2 separate regions of the Homo sapiens genome follow, and region 1 is linked to region 2. Evidence: read pairs that join two places in POLR2A ChIA-PET (ENCODE). Cell type or tissue: A673. All regions are shown on one strand. Links, peaks and the distances in the headings refer to the core of each region. The heading gives the core; the rest is flanking DNA.

Region 1 (8,332 bases), core at 279-8,278, 230 kb before region 2:
CCTAGAGTTGGTGAGTCTGAAGCAAGACAGGGCAAGACCTAGAAGTGAGCTGAGGGTCTGCTTTCTCAAGTGAGGTCTGGGTGCAGGCTGAGAAACAGATTGGTTTAGCAGGAGCAAATATGCATTCTGCCCAAAGGAGCTTTGTATATGAATAGAACCTCGGGATGGTAGAACCAAGAAGGCCTCCAAGAGAATCTGATCTAGTCTTTCTCTTGACCGCTTCCTCCTTTGTTGAATGTAAAAAATCACATGCCTTTTTACTGATATTAAATTGTTAAGAATTACTCATAAAATAGCTTTCCAAGCTATTGCTGTTACTAATACAATTAGTAATTACTAATTCTTAAACCCGAAGGCAAATAACTTCACATACTGCCTCATATTTCAACTCAATTTCTCTGTAACAAAAAAAGTAAAAATAGAAACACTTTCCTTTGATAAAAAAAATCACATGCCTTAGGCTGGGTGGCTCACGCCTATAATCTCAACACTTTGGGAGGCCAAGGTGGGCGGATCACCTGAGGTTGGGAGTTCGAGACCAGCCTGACCAACATGGAGAAACCCCATCTCTACTAAAAATACAAAATTAGCTGGGCGTGGTGGCGCATGCCTGTAATCCCAGCTACTCGGGAGGCTGAGGCACGAAAATCGCTTGAACCCGGGAGGCGGAGGTTGCGGTGAGCCGAGATCGTGCCATTGCACTCCAGCCTGGGCAACGAGAGCGAGACTCTGTCTCAAGAAAAAAAAAAAAAAATCACATACCTTTTTTTCATGTTATTTGAAACTTGGTATGAATATCGTGATTTAAAGCATATCAAAGCAATTCATCAAAGTCAGTATTGTTTTCAGACTATGCCCCCTCTTTTCCTGTTTGCTCTTGAGAATCTCTGATCTAGATCACCTCATTTTACAGGAGAAAACTGAGAACTAGATGAGACTTACTCATGGCCACATAGCTTGCGAGTGCCTAGGCTGAGACTCAGTCCTCATGCTCAGAGTAGCAGGAAATTCCCCTGCACTCTCTGCTGTCAGGTAATCCCAGATCATGGAATTGGGACAAATGAGCATTGTTTCTGAGCCGAAGCTCCCCTGCCGCTGGAGATTTCCATTTGTCTGTCTGGTACTGAAGAAACACAGGGAACAGGAACAAGGGGTGGTGGGGCCAGCTGGCCCTGGCATCCCTCTCTGTCTTCCCACAGTCCTCTGAAGCCTTGGAGTTTATGAAGCGGGACCTGACGGAGTTTACCCAGGTGGTGCAGCATGACACGGCCTGTACCATCGCAGCCACGGCCAGCGTGGTCAAGGAGAAGCTGGCTGTGAGTACCACCCAAACCCTCCCAAGTAACTGCCCCTCGCAACCTGTCCTGTCCTGGGCTCCCAACCTTTCTACCATTAAGTGATTATTTTTCCATATGGGGAAAAATATGTGGATTACTTTTCCTCCCATTTTGAAAGAATTGTGTCTGGCAACCAAACAAGCTGCATATTTTAAGTAATAATTAGTTTTCCCACTTCTGTATTGTTTTAGCAAATGTTTTCCATTAGCAAAGTCATTCATGTTGACAATTTAGAAAACACAGACAAGTGAAAGAAAAGAGAAAGAATGAGAAAAGGAAGAGAGAGAGAGAAAGACCTAGAGACATCCATAATTCCATCTTCCAAAGATAGCTACTGTTAATATTTTGGGGGTGTATCACTTATGTACACTTCTTTTTCAAAACTGGGGTCAATTGAACACCATGTTTTGTAACCTATTTTTTTTTTTTTTTTTTTTTTGAGTTGGAGTCTCCATCTGTCGCCCAGGCTGGAGTGCAGTGGCGCCATCTCGGCTCACTGCAAGCTCCGCCTCCCGGGTTCATGCTATTCTCCTGCCTCAGCCTCCCAAGTAGCTGGGGCTACAGGCGCCCGCCACCACGCCTGGCTAGTTTTTTGTATTTTTTAGTAGAGACGGGGTGCACCGTGTTAGCCAGGATGGTCTCGATCTCCTGACCTTGTGATCTGCCCACCTCAATCTCCCAAAGTGCTGGGACTACAGGCGTGAGCCACCGCGCCCAGCCCTTATTTTTTTACTTAAACTGCAAACCTTATTCTAGAGTGTAGTAAGTGGCATGGTATTCCATTATGTGGATTTAACCAGTTGCTGCTTTCTTACTTCAGTTTTTTCCAGTATTGTACACTGAGCTACAGTAAACATTCTACTAAACCTTTACCCAGTGCCATAATATTTGCTTTATAATAAAATTGTGGAAAGTATCACAGAGTGGTTAGGTTAAGCCTTTTACTATCTACTCAAAACTGCCCTCCAGAAATGTTGTACCAACTTATTTTCTTACTGGTCCTGTTCTTTGGTGGTGGTGGTTATTGTTTTGAGACGGGGTCTCTCTCTCTTGCCCAGGCTGGAGTGCAGTGGCATGATCTCAGCTCATTGCAACCTTTGCCTCCTGGGCTCAAGTGATTCCCCCACCTCAGCCTCCCAAATAGCTGGGACCACAGGTGCATGCCACCACACCCAGCTAATTTTTGTATTTTTTGTAGAGATAGGGTTTCACTCTGTTGCCCAGGCTGGTCTCAAACTCCTGAGCTAAAGGGATCCACCTGCTTCGGCCTCCCAAAGTGCTGGGATTACAGGCATGAGCCACCGTGCCTGGCTTGTTTGTTGTTTTCTAATTTTAGATTCAGGGGATACATGCACAGGTTTGTTACATGGGCATATTGTGTATATGCTGAGGTTTGGGCTTTTAATGAACCCATCACCGACTAGTACCCCATAGGTAGTTTTTCAATCCTTGTCCCCCTCCCCCAATACTGTTTTTATTAATCAGAAATGTACAGTGGAAACCTCTTATAAGATGGAAGTTAGATTCTAAAGTCAGTGTGAGAAGGAAAAATTGTGGTCAAAGATATCCCTGCAAAGTTCTGAAGTTTCCAGTGAGGTAAAGCATACTGTTTTTTATATTACAATTTTTCCTTTAGCATTGGAACAGATTGCAGCTTCTTAATTTGATCACCAGCTGAATCAATTATCTTGTAATTAATTACTCATGTTACAAAAAATGAGTTTTGGAATTTTTTTAGACAAGCTTATTTTGCTGAATCCTCTTGTAAAATACCGTCCACCTGCTAATCACAGCTACTGATGAGCATGAATGACAAGTTGTAACCCTGCTAAACTGCTATAAGTCTAGTCAATAGCAGAGATATCACTTGTTTATTTCATTCATTTATTCTTTTTTTTTTCATTCAACAAATATTGTTACCTGTAACAATATGTGCCAGGCACTATGATAGGTTCTAGGTTTAAAATGCTTCAGCAGCTTAATCAAGAGTAAATAAAATTTTCCATGAGGTTTTTAGACCCTTTTCTCAGCACCCTATCCCTGTCTGCTGGAAGGCATTCTGACCAGTGTGGTCTGTATAGTGACCCTCAGTTGGTCCCAGGCAAGGCAAGGCTATCTGTTCTAATCCTGCCCATATGTTTCCAACCTTTTGTACAAAGTATTCTACTTCCTGAGCAATGATGATGATGAAATTGCAGTATTACAATGCTGCAGTTTATTAAGCGTATGCTGTGTGCCAGGCATTGTCCATACCCTATCTTTTAATCTTCATGGTAACCCTATGAAGGATGTATACTTAACCCCATTTTATAATAAGGAAACTGAGGTTCAGAAAGGGTTTCGGTCTCATGACCAACAAGTGGTAGAGCAAGGATTCAAACCAGCTTTGTCTAACTCCGAAGCTAGTACCCTTTCCACCACTCTACCCATAGGCTCTCTTCCCTGTTGATGTGTCTATGGCATGGACCTTCTCTGGCCAAGTTTTGACCGGCCTGACTGACCTTGAAATTTTGATGAAACAGCCAATCAAAGATCTCTGATCTACACAGGCCTACCATGGCCCTGTTCTGCAGCCCCACTTGGGGGATGGAGGACCCTTGCCTCCTCCCTCTCCTGCAGCCCCAGAGACGGGTGAAGGGTCGTGAGCGCTTCCCTGGTCCCCCAACACACGGTACACCTTTGCCCCAATGTTTTACCCCCATACCCCAGATTGCAGCCTGTTCCCGGGGCGCTTGCTTCCTCTGCCCGTTCTCTATACAGACGGAAGGCTCCTCAGGAGCAACAGAGAAGATGAAGAAAGGGTTATCTGACTTCCTAGGGGTGATCTCAGACACCTTTGCCCCTTCGCCAGACAAAACCATCGACTGCGATGTCATCACCCTGATGGGCACACCGTCTGGCACAGCTGAGCCCTATGATGGCACCAAGGTATTCACTGACAGTCTCCCCTGCAGATGCCTAACATCTGTAACCTGGGCTTTAACTTCCATCCTGTACTCACAAAAGCAGCCCATGTTCAGGCCAAAAAATAAATATGGGTATATTATTAATAGTAAATCAGAAAATACCAGTAAGCAAGGACAGGATAATTATTTTTAAACTCACAATTGCATCACCCAAAGAGAACCCCTGATTTCTTATTGGTATATAACCTTACATTTGTTTTTGTTTATAAACATAGGTAAAGATAGTTTGGTTTTTTCTTCTGAACAAAAAAGACATTTTATACATGCAGTTTTGTAACCTACTTTTAAAAAATCAACAAACATAGCATCTTTCCTAATCATCTTTTTTTTTTTTTTTAATGAGACAGGGTCTCACTCTGTCACCCAAGCTCTCTCTGGGGCTCAGTGGCACAATCATGGCTCATTGCAGCCCCGACTTTCCAGGCTCAAGGGTCCTTCCACCTCAGTCTCCTGAGTAGCTGGGACCACTGGCGTGAACCACCACACCCAACTAATTTAAAAAAATTATTTTGGTAGAAACGGGGTCTCACTGTGTTGCCCAGGCTGGTCTCAAATGCCTAGGCTCAAGTGACTCCCAGCTTGGTCTCCCAAAGTGCTAGGATTACAGGAGTGAGCCACTGTGCCCAGCCAGCCATAATTTTTAATGTCTTTAAATTCTTACAAGTGAATATAGCATTATTTATTCCATTATTTCCTTCATGTTGCATATTTGGATTCCTTTCAGCTTTCAAGCATAATAAGGAACGCTGTGGAGAGCATTTTTAGAGGCATAATCTCCACATTTGGGTTATTTAGACTAATTTCTAGTAATACACGTATAGGTAAGGGGAGAGAGGTGTCTTCAGAGCACTTAAAGCAACAGCCACAGTAGCGTATTTTTGCTGCATTTTCTTTTCTTCTTCTTTTTTTTTTTTTTTTTTTTTTGAGACGGTCTCACTCTGTCACCCAGGCTGGAGTGCGGTGGCATGATCCCAGCTCACTGCAGCTTCAACTTCCTGGTCTCAAGTGTTCCTCCCACCTCAACCTCCCTAGTATCCCTAGTAGCGGGGACCACAGGCGTGCACCACCACACCTGGCCTTTTTTTTTTTTTTTTGTAGCGATGAGGTCTCCCTATTCTGCCTAGGCTGGTCTCAAACCCCTGGGCTCAAGTGATCCTCCTACCTCAGCCCCCTAAAGTACTGAGATTACAGGCGTAAGCCACCGCGCCTGGCCACATTGTATTTTCTATTTCATGGAGTGTTTTCTTCTAAATTCACAATATAATGTCATGGCAGTTGGGCCCTCTTCGTAGTTTTTTTGTTTGTTTTTTGTTTTTTGTTTTTTTTTTGAAATAGGGTCTCCCTCTGTCCCCCAGGCTGGAGTGCAGTGGTGCGATCACAGCTCATGGCAGCCTCGATCTCCTAAGGTGCTCCTCCCACCTCAGCCTCCTGAGCAGCTGGGACTATAGGCACACATCACCACGCTCAGCTAATTTTTATGCTTGTAGAAATAGGGTTTCCCCATGTTGCCTAGGCTGGCTTTGTAGCATTTTATCACATTGACTTCTGTTTTTTTTTTTTTTTTTGAGATGGAGTCTCTCTCTGTCGCCCAGACTGGAGTGCAGTGGAGCAATCTCGGCTCACTGCAACCTCCACCTCCTGGGTTCAAGCGATTCTCCTGCCTCAGCATCCTGAGTATCTGGGATTACAGGCGCACATCACCATGCCCGGCTAATTTTTGTATTTTTAGTAGAGATGGGGTTTCACCATGTTGGCCAGGCTGGTTTTGAACTCCAGACCTCCAGAGATCCACCTACCTTGGCCTCCCAGAGTGCTGGGATTACAGGCGTGAGCCACCGCACCCGGCCCACATTGAACTTTTGTTCCAAAAGTACTGATTTTTCAAGTATGTGTTTTAGCACTAGCATTAGCGCCACCACTTAGTGAACATGTGAGTGGAATTGTGAAAATGTTTGATAAGATTTTGAGCTATAACGACAGTGAATTATCACCAGACCGCTTACACATAGCCCATGCTTCCTGCAATACTGAGGAAGAAAGGTGGACTTTGTCTTTGCCAGCTAAGTTTGCCACCCTGTGATCCTAGTGGGAACGTAACTTGGTAGAGACTGGCTATACAATTAATAAATTCTTGAGTGGTTTTAATTTGAGGGAAATTGTGTTATTTTAAAATTTGTCCCTAAATTTTGACTTTATTAACATATTGGCACTAACATTTTTCAAATTTTACTTACTACAAAGCATTTTATACAAATAATTTTGTAGCCTGCTTATGCTGTATTTTCTTAGTTCTTGGGGTAGAATACTGGGTGAAAGGCCATTTTTCTGGGAACCCCAGTTTTGGATGCCTAGCCTAGTGCCCCACTCTCTGTGCCACAGTGCTAATTAACAGATGCCCTGGGGGTATCCCAGCCAACAAGGGAGAAGCTGGATTGTGGTTGACTGAGTATCCTGGCAGAGAAAGGGTGCTTTCTATGCCCAGTATCTCAGAATTTCTGTTTTCCTCTTCTCCTTTTCTTACAGGCTCGCCTCTATAGCCTGCAGTCGGACCCAGCAACCTACTGTAATGAACCAGATGGTGAGAGGGTAGCACTGAGCGGGTGGGCTTGTAGGGCAAGTAGACTAAGGGGGCTGGGTTGTAGACCCTGTTTGTCTCAGGTAGCAGAGGCCGGGCACCCCCTATGTAGGGAGACCAGAGTGAGACTAGTGTGTACCTTATACTTTGTGGGGTGGGTGGATGTTCTCTTTTCTTTCCTGAACTTGAGCTGTCCTGCCCACCCTGCAGGGACTTGGCCCCTCTCATCCCTCATCCTCAGCTCAGCCTCCCTCCCAGCCCTGCTGCCCCCCTTGCCTTCTCTTCAGCTCCTGTTAGCTAAGCCCCTGCCATGCAGCAAACCCCATTATGGGAACTGGAGATCAGAAATGAGCCAAACCCTCCACCTAGTCCAACCCTCCAGGAACTGGCAGTTAAGAGGGGGAAAGCAGAAACAGTCAATAAAGTAGAAATACTAGAGAGCAGCATGACTGCTTCTGCAGAGCAGCGGGGCAGCAGGAGCCAGAGGAATGGCACCCTTCCTGGCCTGGGAACCAAGCAAGTGATGCTGGAGTTGGGTTTTGTTTGTTTGTTTGTTTGTTTGTTTGTTTTTGAGATGGAGTCTCACCCTGTCTCCCAGGATGGAGTGCAATGGCGCGATCTCGGCTCACTGCAACCTCCGCCTCCCGGGTTCTAGCAATTCTCTTTCCTCAGCCTCCCGAGTAGCTGGGCTTACAGGCGCCCGCCACCACATCTGGCTAATTTTTGTATTTTTAGTAGAGACAGGGTTTCACCATGTTGGTCAGGCTGGTCTCAAACTCCTGACCTCAGGTGACCCACCCGTCTCAGCCTCCCAAAAATGCAGGGATTACAGGCATGAGCCACCGTGCCTGGACGGAGTTGGGGTTTTAAGGTTAAATTAGAAATCAGCTAGTTTCACTATGAGAAGTCGGGAAGAGCATTCAGGCAAAGAGAGTGGGCAGAGAGAGCAGGGAGCACCCGCCTTTTAGTAACGCCGGGTTAAAGGGTGCGTATGAGGAAGTGAAGGCAGTGAGAGCAGCTCGTGGGAGCCAGATTGTGAAGAGCTTTGTGTGCCAGACCAGGCAGTTGGAATTTTGGCCTAAAAGGCTCACAGTAGTAGCTCTAGACCTCTCTTTAGTCACAAAGGCCTTTACAAATCTATTGAAAATGACAAGCCCTCTCTCCACCAAACTTTTTGTGCAATATGAGAATTCTTTGACCCTTTGAAGCCCATCTTGGACTCCAGCTTAAAAAGCCCTCCCATAGAGAGCCAATGAAAGGTTTTGAGGCCTGGGGTGATCAGAGTTTGCATTTTGTAAAGCAGCCCTTGGGGCAGCATTGTGAAGAATGAAATAGAGAGAAAGACAGAAGACAGGAAGACCAGTTAGGAGGCTAGGTAGGAATCCCGTGTCAGAGGTAAGGCCAGAACCTAGGAAGAGTCAGTTGGCATGAAGAGGACAGTGTACATATAAAAG
Region 2 (8,332 bases), core at 295-8,294:
TGAAGTTTCACGCTATCTTGTTCTGTCTGGCCCAGGATGTGAACATCCTTTGTCCAGTGCATCCATTCCATGCTGTATACGCTGCTGCCAGTTAGTCACTTAATAACCAACTTGGTTATCAGGTGGCAATTGCTTGTGTTCAAGTAACCCTTATTTTACTTAGTAATAGCCACAAAGTGCAAGAGTAGTGATGCTGGCAATTCAAATGTGCCAAAGAGAAGCTGTAAAGTGCTTCCTTTAAGTAAAAAGATGAAAACATGAAAAAAAACATAGTATATGTAAGGTTCAGTAATATCTGCAGTTTCAGGCATCCACTGTGGGTCCTGGAATGTATTCCACAAAGAGAAGAGGAGACTATTGATTACTAACATGGAAAAGATATTCAAGGACTTGGAGGCAGAGGCAGCAGTGGGCCAAGATCACGCCACTGTACTCCAACCTGGGCAACAGGGCAAGATCCTGTCTTAAAAAAAAAAAAGAAAAAAAGGAATGATAGTATAGCAAAAGGGTGGGCAAAATCAGGTTAGGTTGGCCAGGCACAGTGGCGCATGCCTGCAATCCCAGCACTCTGGGAGGCCAGGGCAGGTGGATCACTTCAGCTCAGGAGTTCAAGACCAGCCTGGGCAACATGGCAAAACCCTGTCTGTACAAAAAAAAAAAAAAAAAAAAAATCCACAAAAATTAGCCGGGCGTGGTGGTACATGCCTATAGTCCAGCTATGCAGGAGGCTGAGGAAGAAGGATCACTTGAGCCCGGGAGCTTGAGGCTGCAGTGAGCTGAGATCATGTCACTCACTGCACTCACTGCACTCCAGCCTGGGTGACAGAGTGAGACCTTGTCTCAATAAATAAATAAATAAATAAATAAATAAATAAATAAATAATAATAATCAGGTGACTGAATCTGTTGGCGGGGTGGCGTAGGAGTGCAGATGGTGAGGCATTATTATAGTCTCAGGCTGGGCGTGGTGGCTTACGCCTGTAATCCCAGCACTATGGGAGGCTGAGGCGGGCAGATCTGGGCAGATCACAAGGTCAGGAGTTCGAGACCAGTCTGGCCAACATGGTGAAACCCAGTCTCTACCAAAAATATACAAAGTTAATTGGACGTGGTGGTACATGCCCGTAATCCTAGCTACTCGGGAGGCTAAGGCAGGAGAATTGCTTGAACCCAGGAGGCAGAGGTTGCAGTGAGCAGAGATCGTGCCATTGCACTCCAGCCTGGGTGACAGAATCAGACTCCGTCTCAAAAAAAAAAAAAGAAAAAAAAAAGAAAAGAAAAGGTAACAAGGAACTAGAACTAGAATGTTACAGTAAAGACATAAATGATGTCTAAGTTGGTCTAACTTGTGAAAAGGGGATAAGGTCAGTTTTCTCTTTCTCAAAGCTCCCAACATTTATTTACAACAAAGGAAACTGGATGAGTAGCTCACTCAGTAAGTAAGCTACTTTTCTTTTTTTTTTTTTTTTTTTTTTTGAGATGGAGTTTCACTCTTGTTGCCCAGGCTGGAGTGCAATGGCACGAACTCAGCTCCTGCAACCTCCGCCTCCCAGGTTCAAGCAATTCTCCTGCTTCAGCCTCCCAAGTAGCTGAGATTGCAGGCGCATGCCACCACGTCCGGCTAATTTCTGTATTTTTAGTAGAGAAAATGAAGTTTCACCATGTTGGCCAGGCTGGTCTTGAACTCCTGACCTCAGGTGATCTGCCTGCCTTGGCCTCCCAAAGTGCTGGGATTACAGACATGAGCCACCATGCCCACCTAGTAAGCTACTTTTCTACAGGGCAAGTCAGGGTGCATGGTGGAGGCCAACCATAGGGGCTTGTTTCCCAGAATAGTATGTTTGAGAATACTCCCATTAACTCACTTGTTGCTCTCGCTTCTGCTTCCGGAGCTGAATGCCCTCTTCCTCTCTTCTTCGTCTCATTTCTTCAGGGTTTAGAGCATTGTTCTTATAGCTCTTCATTCGATAATTGTCTTTCCCTGGGCTCGCCATGGTCTCTAGAAGAAAAGATACACACTGCCAAAAACTCTTGAGAGGACAGCATTTCCTTTTCACTAGACTTCTATCCCTACCCACCCTTCACCCTCCCCTACTCTGGGGGGAATACAGCTCTCTGGGAGCTCTCAATAGCACCTGACATCTCTACCCACCCCCCAGCCCCAGTATCTTTTAATTACAATAAGCTTGCTAAACAGGTGGTATTAAAGCAATTGGTATAAGCTTAGTAGTTAAAAGTGTGGGCCCTAGAGACAGATTGTCTGGGTTCACATCCTGACCCTTCTACTTGTTAGCTGTGCAACCTTGGACAAGCTCCTGTAACTTTTATTGCTTCAGAATTTAATCTTTAATAAAACAGGAACACATCAGGCACAGTGGCTCCCACCCGTAATCCCAGGGGTCTGCAGACCATACTTTGAGAAATGCTGTTTTTTTTTTTTGAGACAGGGTCTCACTCTGTCACCCAGGCTGGAGTGCAGTGGCACGGTATCGACTCACTGCAACCTCTGCCTCCTGGGCTCACGTGATTCTCCTGCCTCAGCCTTCCGAGTAGCTGGGATTACAGGCGCACACCACCACAACTGGTTAATTTTTATATTTTTAGTAGAGACGGGGTCTCACCATGTTGGCCAGGCTGGTCTCAAACTCCTGACCTCAGGTGATCCACCTGCCTTGGCCTCCCAAAGTGCTGGGACTATAGGCATGAGCAACCACGTCCAGCCAAGAACTGCTGTTCTAAGCAGTGAATTACTCAGTTGTAGGTAAATAAATGTTAACTTGACCAGCTAGTGCCAAAGTTGTCTTCCATAGTACTGCCACTGACAAATATCTTGACCAATACTTTTGACAATCTACTGGGTGTCATAAAGTATTTCACAGAGATGATTATTTGCATATCCCAGATTACTAATGAGGTTAGATTTCATGTTGTTATTAGCTATATGTTTCCCCTTCTGTGAAAAATGTTTGTTTCTGTATTTTTAAATATTTTTCTTCTTTTTTTTTTTTTTTTTTTGAGACAGAGTTTCACTTTTGTTGCCCAGGCTGGAGTGCAATGGCACCATCTTGACTCACTGCAACCTATGCCACCCAGATTCAAATGATTCTCCTGCCTCACCCTCCTGAGTAGCTGGGACTACAGGTGCCTGCCACCACGCCTAATACGGCTAATTTTTGTATTTTTAGTAGAGACGGGGTTTCACCATGTTGGCCAGGCTGATCTCGAACTCCTGACCTCAGGTGAACTGCCTGCCTCGGCCTCCCAAAGTGCTGGGATTACAGGCATGAGCCACTGCGCCTGGCCTGTTCACGTTCTTTTAAATCAGTTATCTGTGACTGTGTACTTTCTTCATCCTTAATATTGTCTTATTTGTGCCCTCTTTTGTTCCTGAGAACCTTTACCAGAGACTTGACTATTTTTATTTTAGTCTTTTGCAAGATCCAAGTTTTAGCTTCATTGAGTCTTCTCTACTATATGATTTCTATCCCCTTTCTACATTTTTTCTAATTTAAGTTGTATATCTAAGTAATTAAATGTTCACACTATACTTTTTTTTTTTTTTTTTTTTTTGAGATGGAGTCTCACTCTGTCACCCAGGCTGGAGTGCAGTGGCGCGATCTTGGCTCACTGCAACCCTCCGCCTCCTGGGTTCATGTGATTCTCCTGCCTCAGCCTCCCAAGCAGCTGGGATTGCAGGTGTGCACGCAGGGCTAATTTTTTTTATTTTTATTTTTATTTTTTTTAGACAGAGTCTCCCTCTGTTGCCCAGGCTGGAGTGCAATGGCGCCATCTCGGCTCACTGCAAGCTCCGCCTCCTGGGTTCACGCCATTTTCCTGCCTCAGCCTCCCGAGTAGCTGGGACTACAGGCGCCCGCCACCACGTCTGGCTAATTTTTTCTATTTTTAGTAGAGATGGGGTTTCACCATGTTAGCCAGGATGGTCTTGATCTCTTGACCTCGTGATCCACCTGCCTCGGCCTCCCAAAGTGCTGGGATTACAGGTGTGAGCCACCGTGCCTGGCCCCACACTATACTTCTATATTACCTTTCTAAGGCTTATAAATTTCCTTCAAATTAATATTTGTATTGTAATTCAGTCCTAAATATCTAATTACTTTTGATTTATTCAATTTACATAAGTGTCCCATGTGTGCTTGAGAAGAATCTGTATTCTTAAATTATTGTGCATGGCTTTCTGAATATCATGTCCATTAAATTAAGTTGTCATCATGTTGTTCTTTATTTATTCATTATTTTTTGAGATAGGGCCTCCCTCTATTGCCTAGGCTGGAGTGCAGTGCACGATCACAGCTCACCACAGCCTCAACTTCCAGGGCTAAAACAATTCTCTTGCCTTAGCCTGAGTAGCTGGGACTACAGGCTCGTACTACCATGAGTGGCTAATCTTTACGTTTTTTTTGTAGAGATGGGGGTCTCACTATATCGTCTAGGCTGGTCTTGAACTCCTGTCCTCAACAATCCCCCTGCCTCAGCCTCCCAAAGTGCTGGGATTATAGGCATGAGCCACCATGCCCATCATGTTGTTCAAATCTTCTATTAATGTTTCACTTCACTAATGTTTTCCTTATTGATAGTGAATGTAGCCATTTTACCCCGTAGTTTAATTTTGCTTTATGTATTTTAATACTATTTCATTAGAAGCATACAAATTTAGAACTGTTGTATCTTGACTGTGAATAGAAGTTTGTTATAAAGTGAGCCAAATTATTCCTTAACAATGCCCTTTGTTGCCCTTTTTCTTTTGTTGGATATTAATATAGTTATCACTTCCACTTCCAGCCATGATGGAATAAGAGGGATAGGATTTCCCCTGTTGCTATAAACTGTTTCAGACATCGGGCAACAGCAATGCAGAATTGTGATTCTCCAAGAGGGAAACGAATTAAGTGAGCTCTACTTGTCTCCTTGGCTTTCTGCCCAGAGGCACATTCTATAGCAGAAGAGGGGTCCCAAACAGCACCACGGAAATCTCACCAGTGGAGGAGAGACTAGAGACTTCAGTGAGACTGAGGTGGCTGAAAACACTGAGACAGCATTCCAGCGAGGAGAGAAATAGGCAGAAAAAAAAAATTGGGAAATCTGTTTGGGGTTCCCTAAATCTTTGCTGAAGACTAAGGATGCATACATGCTGGGTGAAGCTCCATGAGTCACACAAAGGGCAACTGAGAAGCTGTATGTAAGCTCAGCAGTTCCCAGAGCTCGCACAGGGCTGAGAGACTTTAGACAAATCTGAATGGGGATTTCTCCCTGATCACTTAGGGCATAGTAGAGACCCTAAGAAGGGCTATGGCTTAGTAGTGGGATTAAACTATTCCCAGAAAAGGCTACTCATGAAGCTTAAAAACGAGCCTTACACTGCTAAAACAGAACACCTATAAAACGCCCTACATCCTTTAAAAAAAAGACAACAAAATCCAGACACTAAAAACAAAATTCACAATGCTTGGAATCCAATTAAAAATTATGGGCCAGAGCCAGGCATGGTGGCTCATGCCTATAAATCTCAGCACTTTGGAAGGCTGAGGTGGGAGGATAGCTTGAAGAACCTAGGAGTTCTTCAAGGCTGCAGTGAGCTATGACTGCACCGCTGTACTCCAGCCTGGGCAACAGAGTGAGACCCTGTCTCTAAAAAACAAAAACAGCCGGGGCGTGGTGGCTCACGGCTGTAATCCCAGCACTTTGGGAGGCCGAGGTGGGCGGACCACGAGGTCAAGAGATTGAGACCATCCTGGCCAACATGGTGAAACCTCGTTTCTACTAAAAATACAAAAATTAGCTGAGCTTGGTGGCACGCACCTGTAGTCCCAGCTACTCGGGAGGCTGAGGCAGGAGAATCACTTGAACCAGGGAGGTGGAAGTTGCAGTGAGCAGAGATCATGCTACTGCACTCCAGCCTGGTGACAGAGGGAGACTCTGTCTCCAAATGAACAAACAACAAAAAGTACTATACATGCTAAGCAGCAGAAAAATTGTGACCCATAGGAGAAAAATCAGTCAAAAGTTAGATCCAGAAATGACACTTCAGTAGATAGTAGGATGGTTTCAAGTGCTCTCATATATTAGTAACTGGATTCACAGGGGAAAAAAATTGAGAGGCAGACAGAAAAACATTTACAAGCAAAGACTAAAAATTGGCAGGGCATGGTGGCTCAAGCCTGTAATCCCAACACGTTGGGAGGCCGAGGCAGATGGATCACTTGAGGCCAGGAGTTCCAGACCAGCCTGGCCAATATGGTGAAAGCCTGTCTCTACTAAAAATATAAAAATTAGCCAGGCGTGGTAGCTGGTGCCTGTAATCCCAGCTACTCGGGAGGCTGAGGAAGGAGAATCACTTGAACCCGGGAGGCGGAGGTTGCAGTGAGCCAAGATCATGCTACTGCACTACAGCCTGGGCAATAGAGTAAGACCCTGTCTCAAAAAAAAAAAAAAAAAAAAAAAGACTAAAAATTTTCCAGATCTAATCCCATTAACCCTAAAAGCTATGCTAATCCTTAAGCAAGATAAAAACAAAGAAAATCACAAGACACATCACAACCAAAATCTTGAAAAGCAGCGATAGATAAAATCTTAAAAGCAGCCAGATAAAGACCTATTAAGACCAAAGATAAGAATGGCCTAGCTTCTTGTCAGAAACCGTAAGTCAGAAAACAACAAAACATTTTTAATGTTCTGGAAAAAACAAAAAGCTGGTAAACTAGAATTTTATATCCAACAAAGATACTTTTTGAAATGAAAGCAATTCAGCAGGTCATGGGCTAAATTAAAAATAATATTAATAAAGACTTTTTCAGATAAAAGCTGAGAGACTTTTTCTCTAGCTGACCTGCACTAAAGAAATGCTAAAAGTCTTCAAGTAGAAGGAAAATGATACCAGATGGAAACTCGGATATCCACAAAATGAAAAACACTAGATATGGCAGATAAACATAAAATAACTTTTTTGCCATTTAAAAATTGTCTTTAAAAAATAAGGCACATGGACACACACACAAAAACAGGGAAGCATGGCCCATTCGCGGAATAAAGTAGAAACCATTCCTAGCTGCGTGTGGTAGCTCAAGCCTATAATCCCAATACTTCGGGAGGCCAAGATGATAGGACTGCCTGAGGCCAGGAGTTAGAGACCATCCTGGGCAACATAGGGAGACCCTGTTTCTATTTTAAATAATTTTATAAAAATAGGAAACCATCCCTCAGGAAGCCCAGAGACTGGACTTACTAGACAGATTCTAAAACAACTGTCCTAAATATGCTCAAAGAGATAAAGAAAAACCTGGACAATGAACTAAAGGAAATCTGAAACACAATACATGAATAAAATGAGAATATCAATAAAAAGAAAGAAATTATAAAAAGGAACCAAACAAATGTTCTAGAGCTCAAAAGTACACTTATTGAAATAAAAAATTCACTAGAGGGGTTCAACAGCAGATACAAGCAGATAGAAAAAAAAGTAGCAAACTTGGAGACAGATCAATTAAAATTATCCAATCTGAGGAGCAGAAAGAATAAAGAATGAAGAAAAATGAACAGAATCGAGTGGACCCATGGAATACCATTAAAAGGACCAATATGGCCGGCACGGTGGCTCATGATTGTAATCCCAGCAATTTTGGAGGCTGAGGCAGGAGGACAGCTTGAGCCCACAGTTTGAGACCAGCCTAGGCAACATAGGCAAGATCTCATCTCTATTGAAAAAAAAGTAGGGGGGCCGGGCGCAGTGGCTCATGCCTATAATCCCAGCACTTTGGGAGGCTGAGGCGGGTGGATCACAAGGTCAGATGTTTGAGACCAGCCTGGCCAATATGGTGAAACCCCATCTCTACTAAAAATACAAAAAACATACCCAGGCGTGGTGGCGTGCGCCTGTAATCCCAGCTACTCAGGAGGTGAGGCAGGAGAATTGCTTGAACCCGGGAGGTGGAGGTTGCAGTGAGCCGAGATCGCACTCCAGCCTGGGTGACAAAGCGAGACTCCTTCTCAAAAAAAAAAAAAGAAAAAAAAAAAAGACCAATATACACCACATTATGGGAGTCCTAAGAGCAGAAGATAAAGAGGTAGAATATTTGAAAAAATATGGTCAAAAACTTCCCAAATTAAATAAAACACATGAATCTACACATGAAGGAGCTCAATGAACTCTAATGAAGATATACACATTTGGGATACTGAGGCAGGTGGATCAACTGAGGTCAGGAGTTCGAGATCAGCCTGGCCAACAGGGTGAAACCCTGTGTCTATACTAAAAAAAAACAAAAATTAGCCAGGCATGGTGGCACCTACTAAAAAACCAATTAGCCAGGCATGGTGG

What was found. Peaks named below come from ENCODE experiments on the same cell type or tissue, not always from the same donor. Only the 100,000 strongest peaks of a DNase experiment are listed, where the experiment ranks them.
Region 1: POLR2A ChIA-PET joins it to region 2 with 10 read pairs; 3 of 35 experiments call an interaction of 5 or more read pairs at or near these places.

Annotation. Positions count from the first base shown.
Region 1 is chr1:32,379,763-32,388,094 of GRCh38, reverse strand. BSDC1 (BSD domain containing 1) reads left to right here. Exons shown (of 11, transcript NM_018045.8): 3 at 1,200-1,316; 4 at 4,098-4,265; 5 at 6,827-6,881. Among named protein-coding and RNA genes, the nearest start is that of BSDC1, 11 kb to the left of the region's middle. In A673, for the core only: no CTCF peak of the experiment used is centred there; no DNase peak of the experiment used is centred there; H3K27ac peaks cover 293 bases.
Region 2 is chr1:32,148,255-32,156,586 of GRCh38, reverse strand. It overlaps KPNA6 (karyopherin subunit alpha 6), which reads right to left. Exons shown (of 14, transcript NM_012316.5): 2 at 1,866-1,999. Among named protein-coding and RNA genes, the nearest start is that of TXLNA, 27 kb to the left of the region's middle. In A673, for the core only: no CTCF peak of the experiment used is centred there; DNase peaks (open chromatin) are centred at 4,936, 5,186 and 5,486; H3K4me3 peaks cover 929 bases; H3K27ac peaks cover 2,317 bases.